Linked DNA regions of Homo sapiens: region 1 is linked to region 2. A link is a loop called in an ENCODE intact Hi-C map of the cell type or tissue named here. Cell type or tissue: heart left ventricle. All regions are shown on one strand.

Evidence for each region. A loop is a pair of places that touch in the nucleus more often than their neighbours do. Peaks named below come from ENCODE experiments on the same cell type or tissue, not always from the same donor. Only the 100,000 strongest peaks of a DNase experiment are listed, where the experiment ranks them.
Region 1: it touches region 2 in a loop (2.8-fold over the local background); 4 of 110 quality-filtered maps call a loop at or near these places.

Annotation. Positions count from the first base shown.
Region 1 is chr9:130,621,660-130,629,659 of GRCh38, reverse strand. FUBP3 (far upstream element binding protein 3) reads right to left here. Exons shown (of 19, transcript NM_003934.2): 10 at 6,850-6,952; 11 at 5,949-6,049; 12 at 3,155-3,296. MIR6856 (microRNA 6856) reads right to left here and starts at 3,363; the gene lies at 3,297-3,363. In heart left ventricle, a CTCF peak has its summit at 3,300; a DNase peak (open chromatin) is centred at 3,226; H3K27ac peaks cover 506 bases.
Region 2 is chr9:130,456,763-130,464,762 of GRCh38, reverse strand. ASS1 (argininosuccinate synthase 1) reads right to left here. Exons shown (of 15, transcript NM_054012.4): 4 at 6,174-6,362; 5 at 596-652. Among named protein-coding and RNA genes, the nearest start is that of ASS1, 16 kb to the right of the region's middle. RefSeq lists enhancers at 3,151-3,200, 3,281-3,370. In heart left ventricle, CTCF peaks have their summits at 3,209 and 3,414 (motif pointing left); DNase peaks (open chromatin) are centred at 3,412 and 6,182.

The DNA of each region.
Region 1 (8,000 bases), 160 kb before region 2:
TAAATGCCATGTGGCACCTCACCAAGACACCGTCCACAATCCTCCAAACACTCCAAGCTTCTCTCTACCCACTGCCAGAAAAGCCCTGCCTCAACAGCCTATCGGGCCAGTAGGGAGGGGACGCTAAAGGCAGACACAAGGGCGTCTTGCAAGGACTCTACAGAGGTCCAGGAATGAAAAAGGCAGGTGGTCCTTCCTGAAGGCAGCAGGGGCTGCCCTTACGGGGGAGAAAAGACGCCGGGAGACATGGCATGCAGATAAGGTCGCATGCAGAAGACGTTGGTTAAGTTTAGGGTGGTTTTAAATTTAAAAAACAACTAACAAAACCAAATGTTGTGCTTGTGATTTCCTTAAGGTCCCGCTGGAGTTTCAGAGAAGCATCCCTGCATTTTCCACCCTGGCCAGACCCGCCTGTCTGGGGACACCGGGCCAGCACCCACAGCTCTGATTTCCTCTGGGCCGGTACAAGCCCCTCCTAGGGGACCTTTACCTCTGCCCTTTACTCGGAGGCCATGGATTTTATCTTCTCTGCACCATGAAAAGCAGGCTCCTAGGCAATGTTTTTTGGGGAGCAATAAAGAATAGAGACTTGGCCAGGCGCGGTGGCTCACGCCTGTAATCCCAGCACTTTGGGAGGCCAAGGCGAGTGGATCACCTGAGGTTGGGAGTTCGAGACCAGCCTGACCAACAGGGAGAAACCCCGTCTCTACTAAAAATACAAAATTAGCCAGGTGTGGTGGCGCATGCCTGTAATCCAAGCTACTCGGGAGGCTGAGGCAGGAGAATCGCTTGAACCCCAGAGGCGGAGGTTGCAGTGAGCCATGATCACGCCACTGCACTCCAGCCTGGGCAACAAAAGCGAAACTCCATCTCAAAAAAATAAAAAAAAATAAAAAAGAATAGAAACCAAAATGGAGACCATTTCCACAGGCACACGTAAGACTCGAGGGAACCCTACCAGCCTCCAACCAGATCCACTTGGTCTGGAGGCAAAAGCACAAGTACACGAGTGTCTGCGACTGAGAATCCTGCAGTCCCCAGACAGCCGAGGCCCCGGCCCTCCCCACTGGGCCCCTCATCCCCAGGCCTTGGGAACATGCTAATAAGGTGAGGAGGCGCCACAAAACCTCGTGGGGCCAGAAGGAGTTAATTTAAGTTCATCTTCCTTCAAAATGAGGTCACTAGCTTGGCACATGGTGGCTGTCTATAGACTCATTCAGCAGCCCGCTCCATTCTTCTACCTGATGGGGGGCAGAAGTGCCCCACCAGTGGCCCCCTGGCTGGACGTGAAATCGTAAAGCAATTAATCAAACCTGCTAAAAGGCCTGGCTGACAAGAGCAGGCTGGCTGAGCTATCTGTCAATGTTGCTGTGTTTATCATGGAAATCCAGCAGGGGCCAGGGAGGCTCTGTGTCTGTCCAGGCCAGAGGCCAAGGAAAGATGGGCCTGGCTGCGTGGGGCTCCTCTCTCCCTTGCCCAGGCGCCCATCTCAAGGAAAAGAGATGTCTCACATGGGCCCTGAGGGGTAGGGGGTGTGTGTGTGTGTGTGTGTGTGCGCGTGCGTGCGTGCGTGCGTGTGTTTAGTGCGGTGTGTGTGTGACATAGAAAGACCCTCCCATATCCGAGACACTAATTAGGCTTCTTTAGGCTGCTATTCAAGCATGGGACACAGACCAGTTACTGCTTCGTTCTCATCACTGTTTTCTAGGAATCACTCAGGATGACTTTGTGGAGGACCAACTACGAGGGGCTGCTCTGTGAGCACCAAGGGCTCACTATGAGAACCTGTCATGGTGAGGCAACAATGCTCAGTCAGGGTTTAGAGACACAAGCAAATGAAAACTTCGCCGACAAAATAGTTTGCAAAAGGCCAAGAAATCTAGATCTAGCTAATCGTCAACCTACAGGCATCAACTAGCTGCAGTCTCACAGCGGTCAGGCTGACGGCCTGGGTAGTGTGGGACTTCTGGCAGCATCTGGTGCAGCCTGCAATATCCCCAAACACTCACCAGCCCGCACACCTGCCGGCAAATGAACACGAACCCATACCAACTCTGAGTGGTTCAGTCTAAAAGACAACACGGTTTCTTGCATTTTGCAAGAGCATAAGCCCACAGTGTCTGTGAGCAGGGACGAGGGCAGCTCCTGGGAGGTGAGTGTCGGGGGGCTCCCACCTGCCCAGCTCTGGAGGTCTCTGCTGGTGAAGCATCCCCAAGTCCTGCCTATCCAATACGAGCGCCCCTCAAGCAGCTAAGGGGTATTTGGTGATCAAAGAAATTTGAGAAACTCTGGAGAGACGACTGTTTTCTCCACATGCTGTCAAATACCTAATGAAGGCAAATACGAAACCCAGTGACAACGGGAGTCCCCCGCTGGCAGCGAGGCCTGGCTCAGAGCCCCACGGAAGCCGAGCCCTGCTGCTACACTGGGAAGGCCCCACAGCCTCGGCCCTGGTCTCAGTAGCCTTTCTGGGTCCCAGGGCTAGCCAAGATGAACTGCTGCCAATGGCTGAGAAATGTGGCTGCTCTCTCCTGGTTCTCAGTGAAGGACAGGAAGGAGCTACAGTAGCCATGAATGAGGGTTTCTTCCTAATGTTCTCCAAAATGCCCAGAAAAAACTAACACATCAATGTTTATTTCCCTCCACAGAGAGTCCGTGACTCACGGTAAATATGCAGAAAGGATAAAAACCATTTTCACATGTTACGCGGATCAAGACCAAATACTCAAACCTGGTAAGGGAAACAAGTGACACACTGTCGAGAAGGAATTTTCACTGAGGATACTGTCTCAACCGTCCCTCTAAGTTCCTTGGAGGTGAGTTAATTACCAATCAGTCGATTGACAAATGCCCCCCATCTTGCGCAAGGTATCTTTTCACCAAGCTAAGCTGCCCTCAACAGGCAGGGAGTTTTACTGCTGTCTCTTCATACTCACCAGAAATAATACACTTTGCTCCTCACAACAGGCCCGTCAGCAGCCTCAGAGAACCATGCCAAGCAGGGTTTCGGCAGAAGGTGGCTACTGCCTCCAGACCGGGCAGCCCCAGCCTGCAGCAGCAAAGGGACCTCACCAAAGGTTCTGGAGGTCCCGTGACCTGCCTTCCCTCAAGCCAAACAGCTGAGGGGGGATGTGAAACCCCAGCTGCCTCTTACCTTTGCCTATGACGAGGCCACACTTATCGGCTGGCACCGTGTATGTTATCTCCTGGACGCCACCAGGGGCTCCCACGCTCCAGTCGCCACGGCCACGACCTCTTCCTCTGGCTGCTGCCAGGCCTCCAAAGCCGTCTCTTTCCTGGAAAGATCACAGGGCTGTAGCGACCTCTGCCACTGCCACAGCACCACTGCTCCTCTCTTTTCCAGGGAGGAGGTTAAGTGACAGGATGTAATCAATGCCACCCATCAGAACCTAGCACCTTTCCACACTTCCCATTCTGAAGGGCTCTTTCAAGCCAGAATTAACACCGATCACAGGTGTATCTGGGGAGGACCTGTGCAGACGAACACACGTGGTTACATAAACAGCTCAAATGTATCCAACAGAAATAGGCAGACACAAACTCCAAGGCTGAAGCCCAGCGGCCTTTCTCCCTGGAGCTTTCCTCACTGGGCCCCGATCTACAGGCATCAAGAACTGCTTTCTCCCTTGCAGCTGAGGCCCCTCTTTCCTGCGGCGGACACATACTGGGCCTATGGGAAGTCAGATATGCACAGCCTGCTGACCCTCCCCAACCAGGCACTGCTATGAGTCACAACACCTGGCACTCCAGTCAGCAAGAAGGATAAACGGATTTTACTCAGTTTTAGAAAACTTCTTGGCTGTTGTGCCCCCAAGCAGCAGCAGCAGTAACAGGTTCAAGAGTGACCATTCAGGGATACTTCAGAAGGGAGGAACAGAGGGAACCTGCCAAGGCCTCCTCCCCATGTGGGGCTGGAGAAGTCTCTGAGGCATTCTCCCACTGTTCACCCAGCAGAGAGAAAAACCTAAATCTAACAGCGGACAGAGGAAGAGCCCTTTCATTGAGACAGCAGCAAGTCTCATTCCAGCCGCTGTCCGCGGAGTCATTTTGGAGCTGCAGTATTTAAACTCTCTTAAATGTGGAGGGTGAACCTGGTCAAGCTAAGAGCTATTTCATGGAAGGGAGAAGCTGCACAGACTTTTCAACACATGAAGAAATGTTGGGCAAAACCTGCTCATGTTGATTAAGAGTAAAGTGAACGTTTACCCAGAATCTAAACCAGCAGAAAGCTGAGACAATTGGAGTGCTTTTCCCCCGCACTCTGCTCTTATGAGACAACTGCCAAGTAAACAAGGCAATTTTAGAATGGATGTTCACACACGCACAGGAGCGCACAGTCAACTTTCTGGGTATGCCACAGATCTCGAAGAAAAGGTTTTCTCCCAAACATCTCGCAGCCTCTGCAGTGCAAGGTTCATAAACTTTTTTTGAGACAGAGTTTTGCTCTTGTTGCCCAGGCGGGAATGCAATGGCAGGATCCTGGCTCACTGCAACCTCCGCTTCCTGGGTTTAAGCAATTCTCCTGCCTCAGCCTCCTGAGTAGCTGAAACTATAGGCATGCGCCACCACGCCCGGCTAATTTTGTATTTTTAGTAGGGACGGGTCTCACCATGTTGGTCTTGAACTCCTGACCTCAGGTGATCCACCTGCCTTGGCATCCCAAAGTGCTAGGATTACAGGCGTGAGCCACCACGTCCAGCTAATTTTGTATTTTCAGCAGAGACAGGGTTTCACCATGTTGGTCAGGCTGGTCTCGAACTCCTGACCTCAGGTGATCCGCTTGCCTCGGCCTCCCAAAATGCTGGGTACAAGAGTGAGCCACCGTGCCTGGCCAAGGTTCATAAACTCTTGCTACAAAAAAAGGATGTTAGAGATCATTTAGAGCAGGGGTGTTCAATCTTTTGGCTTCCCTGGGCCACACTGGAAGAACTGTCTTGGGCCACCCATAAAATACACTAACATTAATGATAGCTGATGAGCTTAAAAACACACACACACACACACACACACACACACACACACACACACAAAATCTTGTAACATTTTAAGAAAGTTTATGAATTTGTGTTGGGCTGCATTCAATGCTGTTCCTGGGCTGCGTGCAGCCCACAGGCTGAACGAGCTTGATTTAGTGGCCGTTTTATAAACTTGTCTAATCTTAAGAATTGCCTGGGTCTCTAGTGAAGACCCAAGACCCTCCCTTGGAAATGCTGATTCAGTAGATCTGGGGTGGGGGCCTACACATTTGTAATTTGAGTAAGAACCACCAGATGGCTCTTAGGGGATCACATAGAGAGCACTGCCTGGTGCAAAGCACCCTGAGTCTGCTGCTGGGAACACCAGACCCAGAGGTTCAAAGGCAGCTCCAAGGTCACATGACTGATGGCAGAGCTGGGACTATAATTTCCAATCTCTTGCTTTATTCTTCCGTTCTGGTCATTCTCAAATGTATCCTCAGTCCTACCATCAGTTATAGGGGTTCCTAGCACTGTCACACAGGCTGGCTCACAGTCCAAAGATGTGCATGAAATCAAGTGCATGAAGGCAGCTTTAGGACTTTGGAGGACCCTGAAGTGTCTTCTACCACTAAGACTGGATTTCACTAACACAGATTAACATTAAATACACTTGATTATTTGAAACTTGGCGACCAATCTCCATGGTATTTCCCCACATGGTTTAAATAGCCAGAAACTTACTGTGTAAAGGCAATCTAGATGGTGAGGTAAATAAAGGCAGAATAATTAATGAGCAGAAAAAAATACCAAGAAGGCAGGAAAGAGGCTGATGTAGAGAAACTGCTGGTTTCCCATAATGTGACTTGAGACGCCTCAGGGTGACAGCTCTATGGTGCTGCACCGAGAGCCCCGGGTAGCACTTTCCACTTCTGCAGCCCAAACACTCACACTCTGCAGAGCTGGACCCACCTGGGCTGTAAGAATCAGCTCGCTGATGATATGCGCTGCATGCTGACACCGATCCGGAGGGCCCATGACCTGGGCAGCTCTTTCTGGACTAATCCCATCATCTGAGGAGCCAGGTGAGAGACAGGATTAGAAAAAAGCCCAACGTTAGAAGGAAACAAGGATTAATCTGATTCCCAATCAATATTCTCACCCGCGGTGCCAAAAGGGGCAACAGGAATACTGCCAGCTGCAGGGACTCTTTTGGAGTGATGTGGGTGATAGGAAAATGTGTGTCATTATATTGTTTTGCATGTTTCAGGTCAATGCTCAATTCTTATGCAATTATAGCCATTTAAAAAATGTATCATTAAAGAACTAAAACAAAGCTTGACTTTAAAAAAGCCAAGGGAGTCAGAGCAGAGCTATGGCAACAGCTTCCAGAGAAGAGCCTGCCATGTTTTCCTCTTTTCAGACCACGTCGAAAATTTTGCTCATTAAGGCAAATTTATAAAATTTAAAAATTTGTCCTTTATTCTAAGATGTTTTGTCTTTGTGTGTGGTTTTAAATTATCTCCAATTTAATAAAATCAAAATTATACATATATATTTTAAAATTTTACTTGGCAAAATCAGAAGCTGACATACTATGCATTTATGACATACTATGCATATACTCCAGGAAGAAAAAAGAAAAAAGGCCTGGAAATCAAAGGTGACCGACATGTATCCGGGGAGGGAAAAGAAGGCTGGGAGAAGAAACTGAGATTGGTCATCTGGTAGCAGGATGTTGCAAGGATGAGAAAGGTGAATACACATGAACCAATAGCCAAGCCCTTGTTTTGTAAGGTGTTTTATCATCCTTTTAACACTAAGGATTTTTTTTTTTTTTTAACACTAAGGATTTTTAAATCATCATACCCACCTGGTTTAAACTGAATCCTCACACCAGCATCATTCTGGATCTTTTTGATCATTTCCCCGTTTCTTCCTATTACAATCCCCACAGCAAACCTAGGCACAGATACCTAGGCACAGAGAAACCAAACCACATCAGAACTTTTCACAAACCTGTCTTTTTAAAGGGCACTTTTTTTTTTTTTTTGAGACTGAGTCTCGCTCTGTTGCCCAGGCTGGAGTGCAGTGGCACAATCTCAGCTCACTGCAGCCTCTGCCTCCCGGGTTCCAATGATTCTCCCACCTCAGCCTCTAAGTAGCTGAGAAAACAGGCACAGGCAACTATGCTCGGCGAATTTTTGTATTTTTAGTACAGATGAGATTTCACCTTGCTGGCCAGGCTGGTCTTGAACTCCAGACCTCAGGTGATCCGCCCACCTCGGCCTCCCAAAGGGCTGGGATTACAGGCGTGAGCCACTGTGTCTGGCCAGGACACTTTTTTTTTTTTTTTTTTTTTTGGAGATGGAGTCTCGCTCTGTTGCCCAGCCTGCAGTGGCACGATCTTGGCTCACTGCAACCTCCACCCCTGAGGTTCAAGCAGTTCTCCCTGCCTCAGCCTCCTGAGTAGCTAGGATTACAGGCACCCGCCACCATGCCCAGTTTATTTTTGTATTTTTTAGTAGAGATGGGGTTTCACCATGTTGGCCAGGCTGGTCTTGAATTCCTGACCTCAAGTGATCTGCCTGTCTTAGCCTCCCAAAGTGCTGGGATTATGGGCGCGAGCCACCACGCCCGGCCCAGGACACATTTTTTTTTAACACGCAACTTAGTTTTTATTATAGTGCATTCCTGGAAATGATATAATAAAGGACATTTTTCCCTTTTAGGAATAATACTGTGGTTGAACTGCGTTCTTTTTTTTTTCTTTTTTTTTGAGACAGAGTCTTGCTCTGTCGCCCAGGCTGGAGTACAGTGGCACCATCTACGCTCACTGCAAGCACCGCCTCCCAGGTTCACGCCATTCTCCTGCCTCAGCCTCCCGAGTAGCTGGGACTACAGGCACGCGTCACCACACCCGGCTAATTTTTGTATTTTTAGTAGAGACAGGGTTTCACCACATTGGCCAGGCTGGTCTCGAACTCCTGACCTTGTGATCCACCCGCCTCTGCCTCCCAAAGT
Region 2 (8,000 bases):
ATGGTAGTAGCAGTCTGGGCAATACCCACAGGTGCCCTCCTGCCTGGGTGACATGCCACGGGCCAGGGCGGTTGAGGCCCTGAGATCCTGGTGATTCCCACCCCAGGAAAGGCTCAAGAGATGCTGGGGACCAGGCACAGGTGGCCTGGGGAGGAGCCAGGCATAGCTGGGGGCTCTGACTGGGGCTCGGAGGGCTCTGAGCATCCCAGACACCAGCAACCACGTTTCAGAGCCATCCCCACCCGCACCTGGGGTGCCAGAGCCATCCCTGCCCGCACCTGGGGTGCCAGAGCCATGCCTGCCCACACCTGGGATGCCAGGGATGTGGCTGAAGAGTGGCAGGGACTTTCTATCCCGTGCCCCAGCACCTGGACAGCCTCTCCGGGAAGAATGAATGGCGGGGAAGAAAGTGTGTCCCCTGGAGCTGGCCCCAGCGAAGGGAGCCTCCCCAGCAGGCTGTCCACCCGATGGGCACCCCTGCCACGGAGGAGATTCTGTGCCTGTCCTGTGGAATCTCCCAGAACCCTGTGCCCTCCTCCCCATCAGGTGCTGCAGATGCTAGTGCTCCCTGCTAAGGGGAGGAGCCACATCCTACCTTTATCTGGGGGGCCAGTGAGTAGCAGCTGAGCTCAAACCGGACCTGATCGTTCCCCTGCAATGCAGAACAGAGGGCTGTCAGGAGCCACAGGATGGGGGTTCTGGAGTCTGGGGGAGGACGTGAGGACAAGGACAGCCCGTGGCGGAGACAGAGCTGGGCAGAGCGTGTACACATGTGAGGTCATGCAGTGTAGGTCGTGTATGTGTGGGCATGTGGCAGGAGGGAGATGTGCACGTCTGGGGACATGGCAGAGTATAGGAGAGGGCACACATGTCACGTGGGTGGGTGCAGGACACATCTGACCCCCTGGAGCTGGAGGCCCAGCCACTGGCAAGACCTGGGGGGCCAGGCCCTGCTCCTGCAGCCCCAGAGCTCGCACTATAGTCTCTTCCTCAAGGCCCCCACATTGCTGACCCTGCCCTGCCCCAAATCAAGCTCACTTCAGGGCTGGGGCACCAGGGTGCTTGGACTCCCCCATACCCATACATTTGGGAACCCTGTCACCTCTCTGAGCCTCAGTTTCCGCATCTCTTCAATGGCTGGTGTCAGGGAGGAGGTGGAACTAGGTGACCACTGAGGGCCTTTTGCTCCTCAGCTCTTCTCTGCACAGAGAGGGAAACTGAGGCCCAGGAAGGGAAAGGAACCAGTCCAAGGACACACAGCCAGGGCAGGCCCGGGACCCAAGCCCAGGTCCCCAGCACCACAGCCACCCCCTCGGGCAGGTTGCCTCGCCTGCATCCTCTGTGGGCAAATGGAGACACCTCAACACCCCACTGAGCTGTGAACGTTACCCCCGACATAGCCGGGACCACCGTCCACACTGATGCCGAGGAGGAGGAGGCCGGGGTCAGCGCAGGCATCCGCCAGCCCAGCTCTGTCCCCAGAGAGAAAATGGCCGCGCACGTCTCCTGCTTCCCCGTGGGCTCGGCAGCCCAGAGGGAGACTTAAGCGCTGTGGAAATGACAGAGGGACCTTTTGCCTACTGTGAAAACTGCATGGGCGCAGCCAGGCAGCGGTGGGAATTACATGCTATTTTCCAGACTCTCGTCAGGTGGCACAGAATCCAGGGTTCAGCCTCTCTGCAGAGCTGGGAGCTGTGTGTGCGGCACAGGCCTTGGGCTGGCCTCACTCACCCTCCATGCAGCCCCTTTAGTGAGCACCTACTATGTGCTGTCACTCAGAGAGGCCCCCAGGGCCAGGGGGATTTTTAGCCATATTTTATGGGTGAGGAAAGTGAAGCTCAGAGAGGTGCAGCCACTTGCCCAGGGCCACACAGCAAACTCGCTCATCCTAACGGTTCACACTCAGGCTTCCCAGCTGAGCTCCATGCATAATTAACTCACTGAATCCTTTGAGCAGCCCCAGGAGGCAGGTTCTATTAGTCCCATCTTACGGATGAGGACACTGAGGTGGGGGCGGCCACATTTGCCTGCTGACCCCCAGCCGGCCCCGTTCCTGGAGCAACTAAAAGACAGCCTCATTTTAGATGGTAAGGCATGGTCCGACGTTGCATGGCCCAGCTATTTTCCCCCACAGCTTCATGTTTCCCCAACACAAAGACGGCTTGTGCCTCACCAGCCAGGCACGGCTGGGCTGCTGTCTGCCCATCCAGATGCTGCCATGCGGACACCCATCTGTTCAGGAGCCAGAGACCCTCGAAGAGGCCAAACAAACGCTTCCTTGGTTCAAACTCTGCCCTCGTCTCAGGCAAGAGCCAAGGAGGCCAGTCTAATCCTTCCCCCTCTGAACCCCAAGACCCCAGCACCAGGGCAGCTCCTGGCAGCTTTCCGGGGAGAAGGAGGATGTAGTGTCTCACACACGAGTGTCCGCATGCTGATATTTGTGCACACGTGTGTAAACATGCATGTAAACACGGTCCCACTGGGACTGGGGGGCCTGGGGTCTCCCATCTGCCCTGGGGCACCCATACAGATGGTGCCATTTACAAAACTCTCGCTCCCCGGCTAGAGTCTCAGAATCATATTTCCAGGCCCCTCTTCCAAAACTAGGGGGAGAGAGGAGCCCCGCAAGGGCCACCCCAGCTTCGGTGCAGCTCTCTGGGTGGGCAGGGGTGGGGCTGGCAGCAGGGCATGGGAGGGGAGAGTGCGGCTCAATTTCTGCACCAGGTGCTGTCTGGACGGGGTGCTGGGAAGGGAGGCTGCCTCCGCCTCTGCCTTCAGGGCTGGGCTCAGGCGGTTCCAGCAAACAGGATGCCCTTCCCCCTCACATCCCAGGCCAATCCGTTGTCCCCCCAACATTTCACTGTCACCTTCCCTGAGCCCAAAGACCCGAAAGCCTCCACCTGGCCCGTCCCCCGTGATGGCGCCCGGGGCAGTGCTGGGTGGATACTCATGGGATGGTGGTGCTGGGTGGTTACTCAGGGGGTAAATGCCTGAAGGCTGGACCAGCACCTCCAAGGCCTTGGATTCCCCTCGCTCCCAGCCTTCCTGGTTCTCCACTCATACCCCCAGTTCTCGGAAATTGTCTCCAGAGGCTGTTGGGGGTTTCCTGGGTACTGTCATAAAGGGACACTGAGGCGCAGAAGTACGCCTTGCCTGTCAACCCCAGGAAAGAGGTGGCTGTGCCAGGTAGCACCTACTCCCCGGCATCCCCGGAGTCCGTCCCTGTTGGGTCTTCTGAGTGTGAATGCAGGGACGCCCCCAAGTCCCGAGCGGCCATAGCACTAGCTTGGGGGGCGTTCTCCTCAGAACCACGCCCTGCAGGTCCAGGATGGGGAACAGAGGACCCCGGTGGTGCCGCCACCTCCTCCCGCCTTTGTCGGCCCCCAAGGCCTCAAACCCAAGCCTCTGGCGCCCTCTGGTGGCCACATGGAGGAGGGGCGCACACGGCTGCGGGAGGCTGTTGCAGGCTAAATGTGGGCTGGTCCGGGGTGGGGGTCTCCGCATGGACCCGGGAACTGCCTGAGCCAGAGCCGACCCACCCATACTCACCCACCCACCCATGCACTCCACCAGACCTGAATGCCGCCCTACTGAACCTTAATGGTACCGTTGGAAAGACCTGAGGGCAGGACCCCTCCCAGAATTCTGATCCCCTGCCCTCGGCTTGTATGCCTTCTGGGATAGGAAGCTCACGATCCAGCTCTTTCCATTAAGGCAGATGGGTCGGGAGCTTTTTTTTTTGTTTGGGACAGAGTCTCGCTGTGTCGCCCAGTCCTGATCCTCTGGGTTCTCCTCCTCTGCCACCACCTTTGCACAGATGGCAGCATACACACGGTCCTGCCCAACAGCTCAGGCCCGCCCAAACCTCCTTGCCTGGTTTCCTACCATCCCATCATCCACAGCTGGAGTGACAGTAAAAACCAAGGCCGCAGTCTGTGAGAAGCTCTCCCCTGTCTCTTCCCCAGCATCTCGCTGGGGTAGTCACTGGCCACCTCCATCCAACCTGAGACCTCCTTCCACCCACTAATCAGTTGCCCTCAGGATGAAGCCAAACCTCCCAGCATGGCCTCAGCCCAGTCCTGGCCCTATTGCCTCCCCCACAGCAATAGCTCCTGCTCCACAGCCCCAGACAGACTGTCCTTCAGGGCCTCTTGGCTCTAAGCCTTTCCACAGGCTGTTCCCTCTGCCTCTCACACTCTTCCATGCCATTATTCACTCCTCTAGACTCATCCTCAGCCCCTGCCTGCTGCTCCCGCAGTTCCCTGGCACAGACCCCTGGCCCCACTCCCATTCCTCATCACACATCCATTTTCTCTTCTCTTGCCAGGAAATGGGCTCTCTGAAGGTACGCAATGAGCCCAAGAAGTTAGCACTGTGCCAATGCCAGCAAGCACCCAACTCCCAGCAGATACCCAGTGCAAGCTTGCTGAACCAGTGCTCCGGTGAAGAAATGAACACTTGGACTTTCAAAGACATGACAGGTGCCATCCTGGTGGGTGGCTGTCTCCCAGGCCACCCTCAAATCAACCGCGTCTCCTCCATCATCATCTTAGCTGTGTGTGTCCCTGCACCACAGTGAGCCAGGACCTCCCACAGTGAGCCAGGACTTCCCACCATCAGCACCCTGACCAGCCCGGGCAGGCGAGGTAGTGAGCTCCCCGTCACTGGGGAGTTTCCGAGCCTTCTGACTGTGGGGTTGGTAAACAGTCAATTCCTGTACCAGGCTCTTGGCATGCTGTCCGCTGACTGAGAGCTCATGACTTGGGTCTTTATAAAAACATCGGCTGACAGTTGCCAACATTGTCAGGAATCTGGTTTCTCAAGGACTGCCTTCCGAAGAGCAGCAGGCAGGGGGCTTCCTGTCTTGCACCCCACGGGGACCCCGCAGTCTGCACTGGGACACACGGCCCGGAGGGAAGGGGTACGGGATGGGTTGATTTGTGTTTCCACAAAATAATGGGTTCAAGTCCTAACCCCAGTCCCTCCGAATGTGGCCTCATGTGGTCTTAACAGAAATAACCAAGTTAAGGCTGGGCATGGTGGCCCACGCCTGTAATCCCAGTGCTTTGGGAGGCCAAGGCTGGTGGATCATTTGAGGTCAGGAGTTCAAGACCAGCCTGCCCAACATGGCGAAACCCCGTCTCTACTAAAAATACAAAAAATTAGCCGGGTGTGGTGGGGTACACACCTGTAATCCCAGCTACTCAGGAGGCTGAGGCAGGAGAATTGCTTCAATCTGGGAGGCAGAGGTTGCAGTGAGCCAAGATCGAGCCACTGCACTCCAGCCTGGGCGTCAGAGTGAGACTTTGTCCCTCTCCCCCACACACACACACAAAAAGTAACCAAGTTAAGATGAGGTCATTGAAGGGCCCTAATCCAAGACGGGTTCCTGTAGCAAGGGGAAGGTAAACAGACAAGCAGAGGGAAGACAATGCAGAGATACAGGAAGAAGACAGCTTGGGAAGATGGAGGACGGAAGGACAGGAGTGACGCAGCCACACGCTAAGGGACACCAGAGGCCACTGGAAGCTGGAGAGAGGCCTGAGCCGGAGGCTTCCTGGCACCTTCAGAGGCTGCGTGGCCCTGCCCATGCCCTCACTATGGACCTCAGGCCTCCAGAACCATGAGGCAGAACAGTTCTGTGTTCTAAGCCACCAGTTTGAGACATTTTGTTACCCTCGCCCTGGGAAACTAAGACATGGCATGAGCCCCATCTTGCAAATGAAGAAACTGAGGTTCAGGAAGGGGAGAAGGGCCCTGGCTGAGGACACACGGCAAGCCAGCAGCAGAGCTGCCTTTGAACCCTACTCTGCCAACTCAGGGTTTTCAACACTTTCCTGCGTGTCCCCTGGGGGACTCACGCAGTGACCTTGGCCAATGCGACCTTGGACAATGTCCCCAGGCCTCAGCAGCAAGTCTGCCAAATGGGGTGACATCGCTCCCACAGCAGAAGGTGGAGGTGAGGACTCAGAATGGGCGTTCAGGTGCCACAGTGCACAGAGCGCAGGGGCGAGCTGTTACCCCTCTCATTGGGGTCTAAACAAAGCCATGTAGCTGCCTTGCACCAAGTCTGCCCCGGAGGCACACCAGGAAACCGCTCGAGGGGTGCTCATCTCCTTCCCACACCCCTCCGCCTCCATCTCCCTCTGCCCGGCCCTTCCCAGGTGCCTCACCTTTCCTGTGGCGCCGTGGGACACATACTTGGCCCCCTCCCGCTGGGCGATTTCCACTTGTTTGCGGGCGATGCAGGGCCTGGCAAGAGAGGTGCCCAGGAGGTAGCGGTCCTCATACAGTGCGCTGGACTGGATGGCCGGCCAGATGAACTCCTCCACAAACTCCCTGCTGACATCCTCAATGAACACCTACGGGAAGAGGAGCCCAGAAGGAAGAAGTAGGCAAGGACAGGGGCCATCTGGCATACAGAGCCCCAGGGGCCTCAGCTAGCTGAGACCTATACGGGGCCACCCCCGCTGTACCTGGTGCTTCTTCTTCTGCATCTGTAGTAGACATCATTCATCAATCCCAGCACACTGCACTGTTACTCTCCCTCCTGCACTCATGGCAGACATTGCTAATCAATAGCTCTCTTTTTTTTTTTTTTTTTGAGTCGAAGTCTTGCTCTGTTGCCCAGGTTGGAGTGCAGTGGCTCAGTCTCAACTCACTGCAACCTCCGTCTCCCAGGTTCAAGCAACTCCCCTGCCTCAGCCTCTTGAGTAGCTGGGATTACAGGCGCATGCCACCATGGCTTGCTAATTTTTGTATTTTTGGTAGAGACGGGGTTTCACCATGTTGGCCAGGTTGGTCTTGAACCCCTGACCTCAGGTGATCCAGCTGCCTCGGCCTCCCAAAGTGCTGGGATTACAGGCACAAGCCACCGCGGCCAGCCTGCTAATCAATCCTGATGCACCGTTCTGTGAAACTGGATGTGGCTTCTAAATCAGCCCCAACAAGATGAAACTTAGTTGTCACCTAAGATCTCACAGCAGTAGTTCCCAACCAGAGACGGTTTTGTCCCTGTTGGGGGTGGGAGTAGGGGAGGCATTTGGAAGTATCTGGAGATATTTTTGGTTGCCACAACTACCAGGTGGGGGGTGGAATTCTGGCATCTAGTGGGTAAAGGCTATGGGGATACTGCTAAAATCCTCCCGTGCACAGGACGGCCAGCCACACGGGAACAAGGCCAAGACTGAGAAACCCCGATCCAGAGGAATGGTTCTTGAAATGTAGACCCCCAGGGGTTCCCAATGACTTTTCAGGGAGACACTGAGTGAAAACTTTTTTTTTGTTTTTTTGAGACAGGGTCTTTCTCTGTCATCCAGACTGGAGTGCAGTGGTGTGATCCTAGCTCACTGCAGCCTCAACCTCCTGGGTTCAAGCAATCCTCCCACCTCAGCCTCTTGAGTAGCTGGGACTACGGGCATGTGCTACCACGCCCGGCTAAGTTTTTTATTTTTTGTAGAGATGGGATCTCACTGTGTTGCCCAGTTTTCTTCATAAACTTCAATAAAACAAGGCATCACATAGCGAGGAAGCCCTGGGAGGCTAAAAAAGAAAAACAAACAAACAAACGAAAAAACAAGTGAATGCAGAAAACCGCTACAAGAGTCCATCTGTTTTCTGTCAAGCCAGACATTACAGAGATTTGCAAAAATGGAAGCCAATAAGATTCTTAACTAAAATTTTTTGTTTGAGAAAATAGTTATTTTTCATAAGTGTAATGTTACTTATGTTAACATGAACTGTTCATTTAAAACATTTCAGCTTTTATTTCTAATGTGATAAATATCAACAGATGTAATCCACAAAAGCTCTCTAAGGCCTTCAGTAATTTTTATTTTTTTGAGATGGACTCTCTGTCATCCAGACTGGAGTGCAGAGGTGCAATCTTGGCTCACTGTAACCTCTGCCTTCCGGGTTCAAGTGATTCTCCTGCCTCAGCCTCCCGAGTGGCTGGGACTACAGGCATGTGGGGTTTCTCTACTAAAGAAACTAGGCTGGTT